Linked DNA regions of Homo sapiens: region 2 is linked to region 1. The links are chromatin contacts, found by Hi-C or POLR2A ChIA-PET in ENCODE. All regions are on one chromosome and are shown on one strand. The core of a region is the stretch at or near the end of the contact, and the rest is flanking DNA. Distances in the headings are between cores, read along the strand shown. Region 1 overlaps LOC107986150 (a long non-coding RNA gene). Region 2 overlaps PPM1L (protein phosphatase, Mg2+/Mn2+ dependent 1L).

Region 1 (7,529 bases), core at 1,627-4,126:
GAAGTTTGAGTTGAATCACCTTCAATGATTTCTCCTCGAAACCTCATCTTCTAACTGTAACTCTTTTCTAAGCTCACAGTTTTGGAGACCTCTTTTGATTTGCTCCTCTGAGTTCAAAGGATTTGGGGTCTAAGATAGGAAACGTGTGTTCTGATTAGACTCTCCCTGGAGCAACATGTCCCCTTTGGCTTAATCATACTGTGTAATCAGCTGTAGGGGAAGCTCGTTGTTTGACTTCACCTCTCTGGACCTATAAAATTCATCAGTGGTCTTCAGACTTTTATTTTTAATAAGTGATTTTTTTTTCAAACCAAATTTTCTGGAGACCATAAAAAAGATATAAAAGTTGGGGGGTGCAGTTAAATAATCTCTTTCATTACTTCAATATTTTCATTTTCTTTTTCTTCTCAACTCTCAAGTTACTTAACTTCTGTTTCAAAGTGTTTTTCTTTATTTGTTGTATTGCTCAATTATATTTAATAAATTCAAGTGACTAATAGGCTCTGCTAAATTCCATACAGTGTGGAAAACAGAAGAATAAGATAGTATCTCTGACCTCAAGGAATTTAACGATCTATTTAGTTAAGGTGGGACTAGTACAAATAAAACAACTAGTGAACAGTGCAAACAATTCTAAGACTCCCTGACTCTCAAACTGTGCCCAGCACATAGAAGACTCCCAACTAATATTTGTGGAATGAGTGAATGAACTACTCACTTTTTACATGAAAGTTGGCCCTGTGAAGGGTTAGATTGGTCAGAGAAGACCTCATGGTAAGAACCGCAGAACTTTCAGCATGTAACAACTCCATCCAAACCTCTGTACTAAAGAGAAATGCACCAAACTCTAGCCTGGCTTCTAGCAGCAGAAGGCGATGTCCGTAGGATGGCCCCAGCCCTGTATTAACATGTCTGCCTGAGAAAGCCTAGAGCTGCCAGGAGAATTTTCTGTTCGTCCCAGACCTCTATTGGGGCTCAAAAACCAATACCCCAAAATATGATGCTTTGACATGCTGAACCAAGGAAGCAGCCTCAATGTCTCTCTGACCTCCCCTCACTACTGTCTCTCAATCCTCTGGCTCTCCCAAAGCACAGAATGAAGTTGTTCTCTGAAGTTCCCATATCTGCCTAAATGCCAGACCCACCAAAGAAGAAAACAATTTCCTCTTGCCTCTGGTTATTTCCCTGAGTTTTTATTAACTTAACTCATATTGCAGGAAAGAAGACTGAAGTATGTCAACACACCTGGACAGACTTTTCTCACAAACCATTGTCTGCTCTGCAGGCCCAACAGACTTTGTTCCAGGCCATTGTATGTTCTTCAAGCCCAGTGAATTCCCCTGAAAATCATTTACTATCCCCCTAAAATCATCACACTTCCCCATCTCTCTTTCCCCTAAGTAAAGGAAGAAGGGGTATATAACCATTTTTGCCCCATTGCGTGGTGGGGTAGTCACTCTGATTCTCCCCCAGGGACATTAATAAATCTATATACCACTTCTATTAGTAGTAGTAGTAGTATTTCTGAGAGAGGGGCTCACTCTGCCACCCAGACTGGAGTGCAGTGTTATGATCTCGGCTCACTGCAGCCTCCACCTCTCCAGATCAAATGATCCTCCCACCACAGCCTCTCAAGTAGCTGGGACTACAGGTATGTACAACCAAGCCTAGATAATTTTTAAATTTTTGTAGAGATGGGATCTCACTGTATTGCCCAGACTGGTCTTGAACTTCTGGGCTCAAGCAATCCTCCTGCCTTGGCCTCCCAAAGTGTTGATATTGCAGGTGTAAACCACTACGCCTGGTCTATGGATGTTATTTCTCTTATTAAATCTGCCTTTTGTCAACTGACTTTCAGTGAACCTTCAGAGGACAAAGGAGAAGTTTTCCCTTGGCCCCTATACCTCCTCTTATTAAAGCATTTACTGTAAAGGCCTTACAATCATGAATCCTTCCTCTGTCCCTTTGAGATGTATATATATCTCCTGCAATTTAGGATTGTCTTTCTCAAAGATCTGAAGACCATTCTTAGAAATGTACTTGTCAGGATAGAATCCTAATTTGGGGCCATCATTGCTGGCTAGCAGACACAGCTGGCCTAGTCACATTTACACTGACCAACCCTTGGTAACTTTTTATTTGAACCCCAGTTCTCTCTCCCTCCCACTCTCTCCCTCTGAGGTGATGGATGTGTTTTATGTGATGATGACATCATGGGTGTATTTATATGTCTGGATTCATCAAGATACATACATTAGATGGGTACAATTTTTTTGTGTATCAGTTGTACCTCGATAGAGCTAAAACTAGAGAGAGAACTGATAAAACAATGTATATTACAAGTTTTTATAGCTAATTTTCAGACATAAACAATAAAGTCTTATTGGAATAATAAAAATTAAAATAAAAGACACCGCCACCTCTGCACAAACTGGAATGGAGCGCAGCTCTTTCCCTGACTGTCAGTAGTTACTGAATAAAATGTTTTCATCACTTTAATGTCAGTGGTGTTTATCTTGGACAAGTGTGAAGTTGAGACCCTGGGACAAAGGGAGGAATTTCCCTGCCAGCAATCCCTTCTTCGTGCCTCCTTCCAGTCTATCTCTTAGGCTTTGACGGGTCCCACTTTCCAGCCTCCCTACATCCACTTTCACTGCACACTACCCACTTCCATTTTTCTGTTGAGACTTTCTCCGATTAGTTGCCCCATCCAGGGTGGGTGGGTTCCCAAAGGCGGAATGCTTCCACACCCCTGGATAGGTTCTGCTGTCTGGCATATACCCTATTGCATCTGACTCCCCAAAAGACTCAGAAACTGTGGCCGAAACCAGCAGGCCCTGCCAGCAAATTAGTAACTTCCTGCTCCTCCCAGGTGCTGTGGAAAGGAGGGAAAGACTTTCTCAGGAGGGCAGAGATGGAATCATTGCTCATGGTGCCTCCTTCTTCCTCTGCTTATTTTGCATCCAGAGGATCAGAGATGTAAGAACTTGAGAGGATCTCAGAGCTCCTTTAGTACAATCTCCTCATGTGATAATTGAGGAGGTAAGATCCAGGGGTTACTACTGCTACAACCACCGCTACTGCTTTCACTTTTGCATGCATACTCTACCAGGAATTGTTTCAAATGCTTCACAAATGGCGCCATTCTTCCCATTTTACAGAGGAAGATGCTGAGACCCAGAAACTGAGTCTACCGGAGGTGATGTAGCTAAGTAGCAGAGGTGAAATTCAAACCCATTGAACAAAAAAAACCAAATCCCCAAACGTCTCACAAGCGTGAAACTTAAAATGATCCACAATTTTTAGTAAAATATTAAGAACACCGTCCTATTTCGTTAGATACATTACTTTTTAATGTGCAAAATGGTCAGCCCTGAGGGTATGGGAAAAGGGGCTGTGAGTATAGTTAGAAATTAGTACAAAAAAGTTTTCTGTAGACTTCCTCATAATCACATTTTCCTTCAATTTGGCTGAATTTCAGTAACAGTTGATTTAATATATGAAAATGGTAAGGTAATATGTTATCATCCTGAGAAAGGCTGATGCTGTAAATCCTGTTGTGACAAAAGGCTGTTGTGACAAAAGGCTCATGCTGTAAATCCTGTGTGTCAAATAAGTCACACTTCAGTGAAAGACTAATTCAGCAAAGAATTTTGCAAATATCGCAAGTTCCATAAGGGGGCAACATGGGGCCGTTACATAGGGAAGACATCTCTTCAAAAAACTGTAATTCCTCTCTTTAACCTCCAAATTTTCCAGAGATCGAGTTGTTCACTCCAAAAATAATATTCCAGGAATTGACTTTAAGAATATTGCCCAGAATTTCAAGCTCTGTGAAACTTTTCATGACAATCATAGCTAAATAGCAAAATAATCGAGAAATGTAATAACTGAAGTTTGACCTTGGGCAAGTCTTTTGGCCCCTTTGGGTCTCCACATTCACATTTGTAAAATGACACTAACCCCACTCACATCTGTAAAACAGCATTAATCCCACCTGCACCATTTACCACAGAGGGAAGGTGCTAATTCCCAGTGTAATGCTATGTCTGCAGATGTAAGATTTTTTTGTTTTGTTTTGTTTTGTTTTGTTTTGTTTTGTTTTGAGACAGGGTCTCAGTCTGTTGCCCAGGCTGGAGTGCAGTGGCAAGATCTCGGCTCACTACAACCTCTACTTCCCAGGCTCAAGCGATCCTCCCACCTCAGCCCCCCAAGTAGCTGGGATTACAGGTGCACACCACTCATGCCCGGCTAATTTTTATATTTTTTGTACAGACTTGGTTTCACCATGTTGGCCAGGCTGGTCTCGAACTCCTGACCTCAAATGATCCACCCACTTTGGCCTCCCAAAGTGCTGGGATTACAGGCATGAGCCACCGTGCCTGGTCTGCACATGTAAGATTTTAAGATTTTATTAAACATACAATTAATTCAAATAGATTGTTGGGTTACCTGTTTGGATCCACATCCTAAAGATAACATATGCTTAGAAGCATAAAGCAGGAGGTAACCAACAGCCTGCAGCTTGAGTCCCTAAGACCCATATGTACAAGAAAATCAAAGTCTCAGGTAAAACCCTTACTCAACTGCAGCTTCCCCCAGCAGGGATTAGGGACCACATGTTGGAATGCACGATGTTTTGAAACATTGCTCAGAACCAGTGGGGCCTGGGTGGGCAAGCTCTTTCAGTGTTGGATTTTCCTGCGGGTCTCCAGAAACTGATAGCCTGTATACATACCTAGCGCCAATAACCATAGATACATTATAGATTAAAATTATGTACCTAAAACTTGCCTCATGATGCAGTTAACTTTTCCAAGATGATTTTATCAGCTTTTATGAAAATCATGTTGTGCCATGTTAAGTTACTTAATAATGTGCCTGCTCTTCACTTTAAAGGTAGAAACTTTCGGTGCTGTTAAATCGTAGCACTTCTTGACAACACCTGTTGATGTAAATGATTCAACCGTGAGTCCCTTGCTTTGTAAATCATATTCTAGAACAACTAGCTTCTTACATTGCCTTCAAGTTTATGATTTTATGCAAGTATACTTGTATAAAACTCTTTTAGAATTTAGAATTCTATGTACATTTTCTCCTCACTTGTTTATCTTCAGAACTAATTCTGAAAGCATTTTGAAATTCCATCATTCAAGGTTCTTTGCCCTCTATGAAGGTAGTTTTTTTTTTAACCAGTCTCAAAATAAAAGATACTGAAAATGAAATGAATCAAACAACTTGGAGATTCCTAGCAAATCCCCGGGGTCTAGTGACCCCGAGCAAGGGTCACTAGAGAAATTGTAGGGGCAAAAACAGGGATTTAGCCTAAACCATAAGAATGATTAAAAAAAAATCTCTTTAGCATTTTATAAAGGTGTTATACATTCTAGAGAAAAGGATGAGAATCCATTCCATTCTAAAAATTCATCAGTTATCAGTAAGGGTAGGAAAAAATATGTAACCCTTAGTCAGAGTCATAATAGTCCCAACCCTTGAGAAAAAAAAAAAAACAATATGTTAGACTTGGTTCATCCATCTGCTGAGCCAATATTTGCACATTCAAAACTTGCAGGTATCAAATGTACATATTTGCTTTGAAAAGAATTTTTGGAGCTGGGAAAGAGTCTATTCTAAGTAGCAAATACTTAACATCTCCTGACATTTATTCCACTGTAAATGAAAATTTTTCAAGAGAAATTAGAATTATTATCATTTTAAGGGTTCTTACTATTGTGCTGAGAACCCCACAGCTGGGAACAACAGAATTCTTATGCTTCTGGATCCCACACTCCTCCACTAAGTTGCACTTTTGATTTCATTCAGAAATCAAAAAGTGCAAAAGTGAACTCTGGCAAAGTGCAAAAGAAAGTTCTTAGGAAGCAAAGGTTCTATTTGTATTTAAAGAACATTCCATGACAATGATGGTGTGATAGAAAAGGGCCATGTTTTAGGCAGCAAAAATAAAGACATAGATTATGATAAAAATTTATGCTATTTGGGGAAGAATCAACAGCATGTTTGAAATCAGAGCTTTCCTAGACCCAGGTTGTGGCTCTGGAGTTAACAGCCCCTCTCACAAGGCACTTTGGTGTGTGGCTACAGGAAGTGAGGAAGTGGTGGCATCAACCACAGCCTTCTTTTGTTAGGCTCCAGCTAAACACATGCATACACACGTGAAAACAATGGCCAAAATTCCTCAGACACTGGGAAATATTAATTTAATGCATAATAAAATTTTGCATGCAATCCCTCCTGCCAAGGCTATCCTTGCCCTTTGTTAGGCATCCCTCTTAGTCCATTTGTGCTGCTATTAAAAAAATACCGGAACCGGGATAATTTATAAAAAATAAAAATTTATTGTCTCACAGTCTGAAGGCTGGAAAGCCCAAGATCAAGGTGCTGGTAGGTTCAGTTTCAAGTGAGGGCCTGTTCCTCATAGATGGCACTGTCTAGATGTCTGCAACATGTTAGGAAAGATGGAAGGACAAAAAAGAAGATGAATCCTATATCCTCACATGGCAGAAGAGCAGAAGAACAAAAGGGGCCCAAGCTAGTTTCCTCCAGCTTTTATTTCCCTAATCCACTGTGGGGTGGAAACTTCATGACTTCATGACAAAATGCCCCACCTCTAACACAACCACAATGAGAATTAACTTTAAACTCATGAATTTGGGGGAGCATTCAGACTATAGCAGCACCTTTGTTCCCATGCCAGGAAAGCTGGTTATCAGCTTGGTTCATGCCTCCCTGCTCTCAACCTAGTGACCTGTGTGCTGGTTTTCACTAGATTCCACCCACCTAAGCCCTCTCCTTGACATTAGTTTGAACCCTGATCAACGTTTCTTTCCAGTAACATGTCAGTCTGCAAGCCTGCTGTTTCCCCAACCCAGCGAACATCAGGATTGCTCACAGCGATCTGATCCTTCCAGGAAGTTTAAACAGATCAAATGTGTCTTCAGCGCCAGTTCTCTCAATTTTGCCTATCACTTTTAATCCCTTGCTCATTCTTTCACATCTCCTTGTCCCATGCCATCAGGGACAGACTTCTACATCTAAGCCCTGCATGCTGCCTCCCTCTTGCCACAGGATTTCATGGAAGAGCTAAAATTGCCATCTCTAGTGGGCATCTCCACAGGGGTATTTGCTATGTTGGAGAATAAATTCGAGGATGTATAAGATACATCCTCTATCCTTTAGCTGATTACTATCAAATGGCAAAGGTAATTTCATAATTTAACAAATTTTCTCATAACGTTTCCTCAGGCATGAGGAAATGTAAAACAACTAGATTGTCAAGTATGTAGGTTTTATGTCAGTGGCTATGTAGATAAGCCCAGAAATGTAGGTCAGGTGAGATCAAGGTTTTCAATGCCAAGGGGGAAAGTTTAACTGGATTTCATGGGTCACAGATGGTTGATAAAGGCTTTTGTGCAAGGATAGCACAATTGATGAGTGAATTAGTAATACTGTCCTATAGACAGCCTGCCAGAATATTTGGAGGGGAAAATATTTGAAAACAGAAAGATCAG
Region 2 (7,529 bases), core at 1,297-3,796, 340 kb after region 1:
CCTAGAATCACTTCAGATTCAATTGAAATGATGATGCCATCACTCTCATGCAATCCTGTTTGCCATTTACCCAAAATGATGTAATAATTACACTTGTATGAAATAAGGTCTGTTTTAAATTATCCAGCTTACATCCTTCACTATAACACTCTCTGTATAATATTCTTATGACATATACAAGATTCAAGAAGCCAATACCTCAGTCCACAGCAAGGAATAAAATGCAGCCACTGGTTACCAGTACTATGTACATATGTACACAGATATGTCACATTAGAACAGCAATTCAGAGTTAATTGCCTTGGGGCAAGTTGGTCATATAAAATAAATAATACAGGTCTTGGGAACAGCTTTGGAGCTTTCTATATGTGTTGTTTATTCCTATGATGAAAGAATTTTAGATACAATTAATTAAAAAAAATTTCCCTAGCTGTCCCTCCCCCAACCTATGTTAAGAGTACAAATTGCCAGTGGAGCAGCAGCAGAGCACTGCATTAATGGAGACCTGGGCCTGGCATCGTGCTGGGGTCTCAGAAGCACATGGCCATTCCTGTCTTCATTTCTAAAAGACTGTAAAACCATCCCAAAATTTGGCACCATGGGGACTATTGGCAATTCGAACTCGAGCTAGCTAGGGAGTCTAGGAAGCCTTGGGTGACAATTCCAAAGCTTTGGCAGTGCTGCTTAGGGAAGCTTCACATGCAAACATCTCAAATCAATTTCCCTAATGGCTAGATTCAGCATTCCCAGGTCCCTGGGGAGCAGCCAGTGTACCATAGGGCACCCCCAGGAGTGATGTCTGCACATCCCCAACAGCTGGAAAAGGGCTAGGGAGAGAGAGCTCCAGAAGGAAGGGAACAAAATACTCTGATTTTAGATATAACTATCCTAACAACTATTAATGAAACTGCTACAGTTTTGCCTAGAACTTCTATCTTTTGAAAATCTACAAGCCATAGTAGGGGGGAAAGAGGCAGTAATGGGAGTAGGATATATACACTCTATTTGGTTAACATCAGAAATGAATTAATTGTACAAAGCAAAATTTAGAAGACGCCTTGTGAACCTCAATTAGAGAGAAAGTTATGTAACTCGTGCACTCAGCACCATCTGTTAAGAAATTCTGCAGGGCACGTAACCACTGATTTACTAATTTAGTAGCTTTTCTTTTTCATCTTTATCAAAACACTGTTGCTTTCATTTTAGACAATAAAAATAACCGGAATTTAAAAATGTCTTTTCCTTGCTATTATACATTTTTGTGCTACGTTAAAAATAAAGAAAGTTGGCTATGGGCTGTAAAGTGCTGACACCATTGGTGCTGATTTCAGTTTGATGGTGGGTGGGGGCAACTCTTAGGAGTCAGAATGTCCTGAATTTCCAAGCAAACTCAGCCGCCTGGCCTGGCCATCTCAGCACTGCTCACAGCCAGCATTTGTTTTCCACATTCCCTTCCCTGTCCCCACCCCAAATATTAATACACACATCCACATATTCAGTGTCTCCCCATAGGCAAATGCTTAAATCTAAAATGGTGGCAGATATTTTTTACTAGAAGATTCTATGGCTAAAAAACAATAACCAAGGTTCTGTAATGCTGGAAAATACAGTATACAAAAGTAAGCAAATCTCATGGGAAATCATTAGCAATTCTCAGTGCAGTCAAAGAAAGTTAAGTGCTTGGAGAAATCAAGACAGATTGCAGCCCTCCACATCTACAAGGCAATTTCTTCACTCTCTCAAATTCTCTCCTGGACACTGCTTTGGGAAAACTCTACAGCAGCAGGAGGGGAGAGGGCAGGGTTCCACGGCGAGGAGGTGGCCGGTGAATGTGGCATATGGGAAGCTATAACCACAAATGCTCACAGGGAAAGAACAAAACCAGGTGGATACAGAGGGCTGGGAGGCAACGGAAGTTTCGTTTGGCTGTTTGAGTCACCTTAGGCAAAGAGAGTGACCCAGCATTTTCTCTAAATAATATAAAATACCAAGGTTGGAAAAATGATAAATTAGCGATACAGGAAATGGAGAGCAGCAAGCCAGGCCCCTAAATAATTCTGGCCCACTTATCAATATGGGTTCACGCTTGAATTCCTGACTTACTGTGTTGCAACTGCCAGGTCCCTTTGCTGCCTCCCCTGCAGGCCTGCAGGCCACGGGGCGGTTTGTATTTGCCTGGGGAAAGCTCCCTGATGTGGATGGAGATTTGCAACCAAATGTTGAAGACTGCTGCCTTTCCATTGTCAAGGAGAAGCTTATCCCAGTAGTTTCCCACCAAATCCCAAGCTGCAGTAGCTGGGAACTCTGCACCTGGCTTCAAGGAACACACATACAGTTATAGGCTGCTGCTTCTCAGAACACTGCCTGACACTTGAAAACCACTTGGAAAGGGGCAAGGAAAAACACAAAAACTGGCAGCTGGAGCTCAATTCAGGGTGGTAACCTCACCAGCTCACTCCTTTCTCAATGCAAACAGCTTACTTGCCAGGGAACACTGTGACTCATTCAGTATCATTTCCTTCATCTACTGTTGAAAATGGAAGGAATCATGGTATTGTGGCTTGCTTTTTTCATTTCCCCTAACGTGGTTTCTTGGTCACGTAAGATGAAAAATCAGGGTATCTGTTGGTGAATTTAACAGCTGCCTATTACATATGGTAAGGACTAAGCAAAAGGTTAACGGTCATGCATGATTAGGATAAATGCACAAAGGCTGGTCAGGTGGTATACAAAGTCTATTTAACTATTAAAGGAAGCAAGGGAAGAGGGTTATCTCTGCTGTGCAGGCAGTTGCCACTGGTCTCTCATTCTCTCTGCTTCTCGCAGTCCCCAAGAGCAGCCAAAATAGTAAACCATTCCAAATCTGCTTCCAAGCTGCTACTGAGCAGAAAACATGGGCTCAGAAGGACAAAGCATTCTCAGGACAGCTCTGTCTCTTGGCAGAGGGTGTTGCCACATCAGCCCCTGACCACTCACAGGTGACGCAGTGGCCTGTCTCCTGCAGCACTGGGTGGTCTGTCCTGTCCACTGTTACAAAGAGAGGACACAACAGCTGATGCCTGGAGGACCCTGAACAGGATCTTGAAAAGAATCTTCAGGGAGACTAAATGACACATATGCTATTCACTTCATATATGTGACTCTACAGCTATTTACTTATATATTTTGGACACTGGATGAAAGAGTTGGGAAAACATGAAGAAACCATTTTCCAGTTTCTTAACTACATTGGCCAAGGGCACCCTCTGTTCGTCACTGATTATAGACCTAAGACCACCAGGGAGGGGGGATTCCATGTCTGGGGTGGATGATCCTAATTACAACTCCCACACTTTTCACTAAATTAAAAGAGACCAGTGTGTTGAAAGTCCTTTAGTCTAAGGCAGCTGAGACCCCTGAAGGGTTCACTGCTCTTCTGTTTTGCTGCTATTTCTGAACTTCACCACCATGACTGTTATATTGTCAGGGCAGCCTCTGTAAAATGACTGTAAAACTATGCTCTTGGCCCCAAAGTGAGGTTCATCCAAGCGCTCCTTGATGAATCGAACTGCTTCTTCATTGCTGAAAGCATCCCAGAGACCATCTGATGCCAAGATCATGAACTCAGGCTGAAGCTTGTCCAGGTCAAAGGTCAGGATGTCTGGGTCTGGGATGACCACGTTGAGATTTTTCAGCGGATAATCCCCCAGGGACCGAGACATGGCCAGGATTCCCTGGACCCTCCAGGAGCCATTGAAACTGATGAAACCACCTAGAAAGACAGGATGAGCCCATTAGTTTGACCAGCTGATATCTCACTTACCTGGGATAGTCTAGGTACGTGCGCAACAGGGTGACCTACTTCATGTGAACTGGGCTGTGGGCACTCCCCTTAACCCCATCACTCCTGGGACCCACTGCATGGCCTGGGGTTTTATACTCTACCAGTTGATCCTCATACCCTCATCCTGGCATCTTGAAGGATTTCAATAATATATCAATAAGAGTACTGAAGGTGGCGGATACATATGGGGGAGGGCATTGGTTTTTAACTTAACACCGTGGTGGCTCAGTGATTGACAGTAGAGAGCATGAGGGTAGGGATTTGAGGAGAGTGGCAAAGGAATGCTGAAAGGCAGGTGAACAGGCACCGTATATATCATTTGGCCTGAGGCCACTCATAAGTGTGCCTATATAGGTCTCAAAACAGCTCTGTCCCCCCAAATAGGATCAAGATTAAGAAAAAGCACACACTAGTATAGTCATTAAAGGCTCAGGTCAGACTACTTGAATGTGATTCCTGGCTCTGTCTCTTCTAACCATGTCTCACTTTGGATGAGAAACTCTTTCTCTGATCCTCAGTCTCCCTGGCTACAAAATAGAGACAGTATCTATTTTATTGGGTTGTTGAGAAATGAAGGTCTTATTCCACATAAGTCATTTGGCACAGTCCCTGAACATAATATGCACTTAACAATTGTATCTATTATTTTTTTCTTCATCCACATATTTGTCAGATATTTACTAAATACCTACTCCATGGAAGGCAATGTGCAGGATATGAAGTTATACAAGATCCAGACCTTTCTTTAAAAAAGTAGACAGCCTGGCAGGAGAATTAAGCCACAAAAAGTATTAAATACAATAAGCACAAAGTGGTATTCTTCAGGGCGAGACCAGTGTCTGCTAAATGCTGTAGGCAGATGGAGAAGGGAGGGATGATTTCCAGTTCTGATCATGAGGGTAGAATGAACATTAAAGGTGGGCTTTGAGCGATGGGTGAAACATCTATGGGCAGGATATGTAGGAGGACATTCCAGGAAGCATGGTCTAGTAGGCAAGAGCATAAAACCCAGTCCTGGGTTTCAGCTGTGGTCTCACCATTCACTAGCTGTGTGTGCTTGGGCACATAAGCCTCTGTGAAGTTCCAGTTTGTTGGCTACAAAATGAGAATAATATTATCAACCTCTTAAGACAGGCAAAGAGAAAGTGTATGTGTAAAGTGCTAGGCTTTGCTGCCAGCACAGGATAAGCACACAATAAATGACAGCTAATGTTGTTGTTGGAAACAGTATAAGGAGTGGCGACAGAAAGACATGTATTTGGCCCAGACTGGCTGGACCTTACTGTCATGCTAAGCAGGAGGGGGAAAGATGTCCTGAAAAGAGGCTGAGGCCAGAGAAAACACACATGAAGATGGTAAAACCAATCACTGTTTCTTAAGCCTTGTGTAAAATATGCAATTGATCAAATTATGTAAAAGAACAGAGAGGTTAGATTAACCTCCTTGGAGACGGTGTGCAAATTTGCTTCTACAAAGAATCAACATAGGGTGCAGGCGTGGGTAGTGGGTATGACAGGGAAGAAGAGGAAGCATAAAATGGCCATGATATTTCAAAAGAGAGCACTGAATGGTAAGATGACATTTGCAGGTGTATTGTGTACACATCCTTGCCTGATGCTGATGCAAGACTGAGCTAACTGTGTCTTAATTTCACAGCAGACTCCTACAGGCAGATGGTGTTTTACAAGTAGGAAGCCAGAGAACTTTGCTCCTACTGCCTGGAGGTCATCAAAGCTTGATAGATGCTCCTAAAATATCATTCGTTTCATCCCATCAACAGAAAACCTGACCAATGCTTTCATTAAAAACTATTTTGCAACTCAAGCAGTCACTGAAGCAGGAGATTGTAATAAAATTCAACACATTTTGACTTAACAGTATGGTTCCCTACTGTGAAAACTAAAATGTTGATTAGGTTCATTCAGTTCATTCACTGGGCAGAAGCTGACCTGTAGAGATCGAGAGTCAATGTGCAGATTAACCCAGACAGCAAGGGCCCATCCTGGTCAGATACTAGGGTACATGAGCACCCCGCTTGCTCCCCTCTGACAGCTGGCCTGCTGCCTGGCACATCATGAAGAGCATACATCCTGCAGCTCTCAGTCTGAAAAGTTACAGAATTCTTCCCTTACATAGGTATAAAGGTATTCTCTGAAATCGAATTATGAAAATGTAATAATCAACTGATAATTATCCTCCGAGTCTTTGTCCAAACATCACTCTAGCAAGGCCCACACAGGCCACACTACTTAAAACTGCAACTCCCTGACACTCCCCTTACCTGCTTCATGTCTTTCCATAGCAGTTATCAACTTCTAATATACTATATGAATGACTTACTTTTACTATTTTTTTTTGTTAATGTCTATTTACTCCATTCCTCACCCCCATGCCAATTTCAGAATGTAAGTTTCATGAAAGCTTGAGAATGGGGTTTTGTTTTATCCCCAGCTCCTAAAATATTGAATAAACCAATGAATGAATGAATAAGGGACCCCTCTACCCCCAACCTTGCTCTGAAATATTTACTTATACCAGGCACTAAGCCAAATGCTCAAGGCATAGAGATGAACAAAACCAAGTTCCTGTCTTCAAAGAGGTGACAGGAAGGCAAGGCAAATAGGAGAGCCAGGTATGTCCATGTATTGTAAAAGGTGACCCAAGACGTCCACATAGGATGCTGGGGAAAGGCAGAGGGGCATCCACCCCAGAATGGGAAGGCCCTTGCCACAGTGTGACATGGAAAGCTTCCAAAAGAACACCTTAAACTGAGTTTTATGGGACAAGTAATTGTGACCCAGAACAGCACTTGCAAAGGCACAGAGGTATCAGAAACAAGGTCTTTTTAGGAATGATTAGTAGTTAGTTGTGGCTCCGAGGGAAGCAGCATATAGCAACAGGCTAGAGAAAAGTGAGAACCCGGGGCCCAAAGATCTTATTAGCCTTTAAACTGGAAATGGGCTTTTTAGTTCTTTTGGAATCTTTGGCTATGAAGGAAGACAGATTTAGTGGCCATTTATTTGATAGGTAATGTTACAAAGTCAATCTCAGTTACCTCAGTAGCAGCCTCTCTAATACTGCATAACTGGACATTTTATCCAGGAGCTCTCCAAGCAAGCCGCCTTGTTCACCAGCAAGACAGCAGACATTTCTTGGAGGTGTTCACAAGCTCACCTGCTCTCTTTATCCTCTTTCTTTCCTTCAACTGGTAAGGCTTGTGATCATGAGACAAAGGAATAGCGTTCCCATCTTTGTCACACAGGACCCCGCGCGAGTCACCCACGTTGGCCACAGTGAGGTCTTTATCTGATAGCAGAGCAATCAAACACGTTGTGCCTGAAAAATAGAAGAGAGAGAGAACGCGGGAGGTCAGCAGTGCATTCAGGTTCCATTGCTTCTTGTGGTAACTGGATTCTTCAGTCATTAAAATTGCTTCTGCTGGGTGAGAATTTGACTCCAGCCACTCTGAGAATGATGGCTGTTCACTTCGACAACAATGATCAAATCTGACAGTCAATTTTCTTAACCATGTTAGAGTGTCACTAAAATAGGCTAGGATAACATTATAATTTTCCTAAATCACTTTGTCTCTGCTACTCTTAAACACATATCACATTTAAAAGGATTAGGAGAGAAACAAAATCGTTTGAAGTTTCAGTCAACTGATACACACTTTTGGCTTCTGCTTGGTGCTGAGTTTCTGTGA

The links. Hi-C counts contacts between places; a loop is a spot of excess contacts on that map. ChIA-PET counts read pairs that join two places held with the same protein, here RNA polymerase II (POLR2A). Pooled maps may share reads with other maps.
Region 2: a loop to region 1 is called in a map of heart left ventricle, with 4 times the contacts of the local background. The contact joins two enhancer-like sites. A Hi-C loop is called at or near these places in 1 of 168 maps with a recorded cell type or tissue (heart left ventricle), 1 of 37 single-sample maps with no recorded cell type and 1 of 50 pooled maps. POLR2A ChIA-PET finds 5 or more read pairs at or near these places in 1 of 52 experiments (PC-3).

What each region holds. Positions count from the first base shown.
Region 1 is chr3:161,405,363-161,412,891 of GRCh38, reverse strand. LOC107986150 (a long non-coding RNA gene) reads right to left here. Exons shown (of 3, transcript XR_007096152.1): 3 at 1-7,529. Among named protein-coding and RNA genes, the nearest start is that of LINC02067, 17 kb to the left of the region's middle. Within about 2 kb of position 2,876, at least 2 of the 41 ENCODE cell types and tissues checked have a DNase peak (open chromatin) inside an H3K27ac peak, as active enhancers do; they include PC-3, where a contact is called at or near this core.
Region 2 is chr3:161,065,033-161,072,561 of GRCh38, reverse strand. PPM1L (protein phosphatase, Mg2+/Mn2+ dependent 1L) reads right to left here. Exons shown (of 4, transcript NM_139245.4): 3 at 6,998-7,159; 4 at 1-3,751. The coding sequence ends at 3,405. Among named protein-coding and RNA genes, the nearest start is that of B3GALNT1, 37 kb to the left of the region's middle. RefSeq lists enhancers at 2,817-2,866, 4,890-5,019. Within about 2 kb of position 2,546, at least 11 of the 41 ENCODE cell types and tissues checked have a DNase peak (open chromatin) inside an H3K27ac peak, as active enhancers do; they include PC-3, where a contact is called at or near this core.